Linked DNA regions of Homo sapiens: region 2 is linked to region 1. A link is a loop called in an ENCODE intact Hi-C map of the cell type or tissue named here. Cell type or tissue: heart right ventricle. All regions are shown on one strand. Each heading gives the region's core, and the rest is flanking DNA. Links, peaks and the distances in the headings are about the cores only. Region 1 holds the start of LOC124900932 (a long non-coding RNA gene). Region 2 has its middle 31 kb from the start of TRIP13.

Region 1 (2,902 bases), core at 107-2,606:
CATGAATCGTGGCCAGTTGTGGGTCCCTTTGAGGCAATTTCCCTGGAGAAGTGCATGGTTATTAAATTTAATAGTCGGTGCAGATGATTCATCTTTTGAAGGCGCTCAGAATGATGGCTGAGGATAAATGTAGAATTAGCCTTCTAAGTATCCAGTGGTCTGGCAACGTTCCAAGTATGCCAGGAAACAGGTAGGCGTGCTTCAGATCCACCTCCCTTTCAATAGTTTTAACAGTCCATGTACCAGAGGTGATATCACAACCAACCTGTAATTCAGAATAAGCCTCGTGTGGCAACATGGTTGGGGGGGGTGCGGGGAGCAGGCGAAATGCAAGGCACTTGGGTGTGGCAGCCACGTGAACTTCTTGTTCATGCCTAAGAAGGCATGTTCATGCCAAAGCGTGTGTCTGCAGGGAAACCCGGTGCACTTGGGAGGCACAGCCAAGGCTTCAGGGGTCAGCATGGCTGGCGGACGCTGCACAGCCAAGGAGAGGTGGACTCAAACAAGGGCGGCCTCGGGGGCGGTGTGCAGGCGACACCCAGGGGATCTTGTGCACTTAAAAACGTAGGGATCCATTTGCAAAGCGAAGAGCACGCAAGGGGAGCACACATCCAGACCCGGAGTCGCCATCCTCCCTCGTGGGGCCAATCCGCCAGGGCCAACGCGGCATGGGCAGGGAGGGGAAATGTCCCGGCAGGCTCCGTGTGACGCGTCACAGTAGCGTTTTGTCCGATGTCAGGCAGTGCTTTTCTTAGACGTCCCCAGGGCTCCGGTGGAGACCAACCCGTGTGTGAATTTCAGTCTTGCCGGCTACTTCGGGTCGCGAGGCTCACGGCTTTGCTCGCACTATGGGGAAAAAGCCGGGCACTGAAGGGGACGTGGGTGTGTGTGTGTGTGTGTGTGTGTGTGTGTGTGTGTGTGTGCCGGCTCCGCGCATGCGCCTATTTCAACTCCAGCCACAGCCTGGGGCCAAGACAGTGTCTTCAAAAGAGGCCCCTGACCCCGGGGTCAGAGTTGGCTACACCATGCCTTCCAGGCACGCCACACCGTGAGGTCACACCGCGGACGCCCCTCACACAGGGGACGCCCCTCACACAGCGGATGCCCCTCATGCCACGGAGGCCTCCGCACACAGGGACGCCCCTCACTCCGCGGACGCCTCTCACACAGGGACGCCCCTCACACAGGGACGCCCCTCACGCCGCGGACACCCCCTCACACAGCGGACATGCCTCGACGCCCCTTCACATGGCGGACGCCCCCTCACACGGCGGACCCCGACCTCGCCGCTTTCTAAACGGGAGGGGAGGAGCCGTGGCCACCGTGACAACCACAAAACAGGATGAGCCCCGCCTCCCAGAACGCGGAGTCGCGGTGGAAGAGGGTGACGCCGCCGAGAGTTCACGAGCGTGTCCCAAGCCGAGTGAGGAGCGCGCGGGGGCGCTCTTGCTCCCAAGGCCGCACGAGCGCCAAGGCCTCGCGGGGAGAATAGCCACGGGGGGAGACGGGGCCCGCGCTGCCCCCACGAACGCTGTTGGTGGGGACCCCACGGCTGCGCCCGCTGAGGTGGAGGGGCCGGGAGGACAGAGCCCCGCGCCCGCCGCCGCCCGCTTCTGACCCTGCCGGTCCCGGGCTGGGGCAGAGAAGGGCGGGCGCGGGCGGCCGTGCCGGGAGCGGAGGCGGACGCCGGCCGGGTCTCCCCGGGTCTCCCCGCTGGGCGTCCTGCGGCCGCACCTCCTCCTCCATCCGGAGACCAGGCCCCTGCCCCGCCCGCGGCTGAGGAGATAAGGAGAGGCTGATTTGAAAAGCTGCGAGGACGCGCATTTTAACCTCCAGGGACGGCTTGAGCCCCGCCCTGCCTTTCGAAAGTGCTGGGAACGGATTTTATCAGCAGGCGAAACTGTCCTCAAAGCTCCGTGGCCCAGCAAAAGGCAGGGCGGGGACGCCCATGGCCCCCGGGCCGGCCCCCTACGGGCTCAGCCTCCGAGTCCCCGGACTGGACGGCGCGGGCGTCGGGGGTCCAGGCTGCTCCGGCCGCCCCGCTGTGAGCCCGAGCTGCGCTGCAGCCGCTGGTCACGTATGGGGGTCCCCCGCGTCCTTTCCTCCAGGCCGGCAGTGGGCTGGGGCCGCAAGTGTCCCCGCGTACACTGGCCGTCCCCCAGGGACAAGGACAGTTGCCCTGAAAAGCTGCGGCTCCCGCCAGAAGGTCCCAGCTCGGGCTGCCCCGGGCAGACGCAGAGCGAAAGGCGAGGCAGGACGGGCCTGAGGAACCTGGAAGTCCCTGCAGGGCCCCTGGAAGAGGCAGGCAGGGGGCTGCCCCACAGACGGGCCCAGGAGAGGACACGCCGGGCTGGCATCACGTGAGGAGAGCGTCCAGCAAACCACACTGGTCCCGAGGCCTCCACGAAAAGTAGATGGGCATCTCGCGGCAGCCACCACTGAGGCAGCACCGGGAAAGCATGGTGGGTGCCCACTGGCCCCGCAGAGGGCAAAGGCATGCACACGCCAGAAGGGAACGTCAAGGGGAGCAAAGAGAACCCCTTCCTCCTGGAATGGCTGAGGGGACCAGGCCGCTCTGTGATGCAGACATCTCAAGGGGCTCTCCCTTGCACTACCCCATGTGGACTTTAACTCCCAATTTGGAAAGTAATGATGTCATCTTCTGTGGTCTCAGGGTCCTAGTGAGTGTGTGAGGATAATAGTGTTACATGTTATGCAAAGGGATTGTGAACTGGCATGGGGGTCAGGTTTGCAGGGCCTGGAGCTGGTGACTCCAGCTCTAGAACAACCCCAGGCCGGCTCTGCCCTACCCAGGAGAGATGGTCATAGGGGAAAGAGTCCAGTGGGCATTGGAGGCGTAGGGGCCACTTAGGGTTGCCCTTTGAGCTGACAGTGGGGTACA
Region 2 (2,902 bases), core at 242-2,741, 81 kb before region 1:
TTTCGCCTGGGTGGGTGGCCTGGCAGTGAGCCATGTTGGGTCAAGGCAGTGAGGCCTCTGGTAGCTCCTGGGACCCTGGTCAGCCCAGGGGTCCTTTGTCCCAGTTCCTGTAACTTAGGTTCCCATAACCCCTCTCAGGCCAGGCCACAGAGGGCCTCTGAAGACATGGTTTCCTCTTCCAACGCCACCTCTGCCCAACTCGCCTGCTCTTGGTGGCATTTCACCATGGGGTCAGGGGTCCTCTGCTCCTTGGTTGATGTCCCAAACCTCACTGGTGAGGCCCCATGCACTTTCAGGATGGTTGACACTCAGAGACTTCGTGTCCACGTGCTGGCAGAGGGGGACTCCAAACCAACACTCCAGGACCAGGGCGAGGGTTTCTGTGTGATACTCCAGAGGCTCTAGGACATCTCCCCTGGTCCAGGTCAGCTACTGGGCTTGTTCCTGTGCCATCCTCACTGCAGAGGGTCAGAAGACTGGACAGGTCTGGGGCATAGGGATTTGGCAGGCGGTGCAGAGGCGGGGGGGCAGTGCTGGTTCCAACAGACCTGAGGCCCCGAGGGTGATGCTTCTGCTGGGCAGCCGGGTTACTTTTGCCACGGAGAGAAGTGTGCAGGTGGCCCTCATAGTTGGTAAATACCTGTGACCACAGAGAGAGATACCTGGTAAACAATGCTGACAGTCACGGAAGGCTGTGGGCGACTGCTGGGCACCCGTTCCTCAGCGTGGCCTCAGAAGAGCTGCCATCTAGAGCCACGCCTGTGCCCTGTTCCCTCCTGGCCCCTCCGCCTCCCACTGCAGTCAAGGCCCCATCTGCACCATTTGCCATGACATGCACAGGGTGATCCATACCTTTCCCACTGTGCCCTGTGGTCACTGGTCAGGGATGAGGTCACGTCCTCAGACCTCAGGGACACAGCTGCTGAGGTCATGGTCCTTAAGGAAGGCCCTGCCAGAGTGGCCTGGGGATGTCCAGGCAGTTCCAGAAGGAGTCCAGAGCGGCTGCCCTTGAGAAGGAGATGGGTGTGCCCTGAGGAGGGGCAGGAGAAGGGGGTGCTGGGGGGCTCTAAGGCAGGGCCAGCCCCCAGGTCCCCAGGCATGGGCCTGAGGACCGGAACCAACTTGCACCCAGGCCCTCCCAGCCAATGCCCAGCCCCTGGCACTGCTGCCTGTGAGTGAGGACAGTGATGCCAGCCAGAGGACAAATGGGATGCACAGGGCGTCCCTGTGCCCCCCAAGGGAATGAAAAAGGGGTCTGAGGGCTCTCTAGCAGGAGAGGAGGGGCGCCCCACACCGCCCAGGTCCTAGAACCCAGGTGGAAGGAGGAGGCCTGTGGACTGAGGGGAGGAAGGAACAGACAGGGGCCTGCGGACAGACAGGTGGACCCCGACAGGCCCAGATAGGAAGCGCGTTGTGGCATTTCTGCCGCAGGACCCCTTTCCCTTGCCCGCTAGAGGGCGGCGCTGCCCCAGAGACGCACAGCCAGCGGCTTAGCCAAGGCCCCAGCACCAGCGGCCCTGGGCCCTGCCCTGACCCTGTGCTGACTCTGCAGCAGCCTCAGCTCCGAGTCCTAGTGTCTGTCGTGTGAATTATGATTTGTGACCAAAACCTTTGTCTTTCATGTGAGTTATCTGTGACTGAAAGCCTTCTTTCTCTCTCCCCTGAGTTACCATTTATGACTAAAACCGTTCTCTTACTGCCTCTGGGTCATTTTTTACTAAAACCTTTATCACCTGAGCTATCACTTGTGACTGAAAACCTTGTCCATCACCTGAGCTATTTAGTTTTGATTGAAACATCTTTTCTTTGTCATACCTACAAGAATCATAAATTATCCTTTATGACTTGCAGCTTCATCTGTCAATTTAGTTATCATTTATGAGTGAATTCCTTTTATCTTTATCAGCTGAGCTATCATATATGGCTGGAAAACTTTCTTCTCTCTCGCCTGAGTTACCTGTAATGGAAGGCTTCTCTGTATTACTGGACTTATTTACAACTACAGCGTCTGTCTCTCTAGCACTTGAGTTATCATTTATTTATGACTGGCCACCCCGCATCTCTCTCACCTGGTATCATTTATGTCTAAAACCTTTCATTCTCTATCAACTGAATTATTACTGGAAAATGTCTTTCCCCATCATCTAGTTGTCATTCATGATTCAGACCGTTTTCAGTCACCTCAGTTCCTTGTGGCTGGACACTTTTCTTTCTCCATCATCTGAATTGTGATTTATGACTACAGCCTTTCTTTTTATCACCTGAATTATCACATATGACTGGAAAAATGTATGAATGGAAACCTTTTTCTCTACCACCAAATTTCTATCTAAGCCTTTTTGGGTTTTGGGTGGCAGTGGGGGGTTGTTTGATTTTTTTTGTGTGTTTTTTGTTTGTTTTGTTTTTGAGACAGGGTGTTGTTCTGTCACCTAGGCTGGAGTGAGTGGTGCCATCACAGCTTGGCCTTCACCTCCTGGGCTCAATCAATCCTCCAGCCTCAGCCTCCTGCATAGATTGGACCAGGGGCCTGCGCCACCACACTGGCTATCCTTTTATTTTTAGTAGAGACAGGGTCTTGCTATATTGCCCAGGCTGGTCTTGAACTCCTGGCCTCAAGCAATCCTCCTGCCTCAGCCTCCCAAAGTGCTGAGATTATAGACGTGAGTTACTGTGCCCAGCCTTACAAAACCGCTTTTTCTTTATCACCTGAATTACCATTTATGACTGGCACCTTCTTTCTGTTACCTGAGTTATCATTTATGACAGGAAAACTTCCTTCTGTCTCACCTGAGTTGCTTATGATGGAAGGCTTCTCCCTGTATTACATGAATTATTTTTGAGTGAAGCATTCTATCATCTGAGCTATCATTTATGACTGAAACTTTGTATCTCTATCACCTAG

What was found. A loop is a pair of places that touch in the nucleus more often than their neighbours do. Peaks named below come from ENCODE experiments on the same cell type or tissue, not always from the same donor. Only the 100,000 strongest peaks of a DNase experiment are listed, where the experiment ranks them.
Region 2: a loop joins it to region 1, with 4 times the contacts of the local background. A loop is called at or near these places in 31 of 110 quality-filtered maps.

Annotation. Positions count from the first base shown.
Region 1 is chr5:1,003,314-1,006,215 of GRCh38, forward strand. LOC124900932 (a long non-coding RNA gene) reads right to left here and starts at 660. Exons shown (of 2, transcript XR_007058677.1): 1 at 1-660. RefSeq lists enhancers at 899-1,542, 1,543-2,187, 1,661-1,955, 2,188-2,831 and a silencer at 1,661-1,955. In heart right ventricle, for the core only: a CTCF peak has its summit at 1,432; DNase peaks (open chromatin) are centred at 338, 838, 1,378 and 1,808; H3K4me3 peaks cover 1,497 bases; H3K27ac peaks cover 2,087 bases.
Region 2 is chr5:922,136-925,037 of GRCh38, forward strand. No RefSeq gene overlaps it. Among named protein-coding and RNA genes, the nearest start is that of TRIP13, 31 kb to the left of the region's middle. In heart right ventricle, for the core only: CTCF peaks have their summits at 1,449 (motif pointing right) and 1,649; DNase peaks (open chromatin) are centred at 456 and 1,466; H3K27me3 peaks cover 226 bases.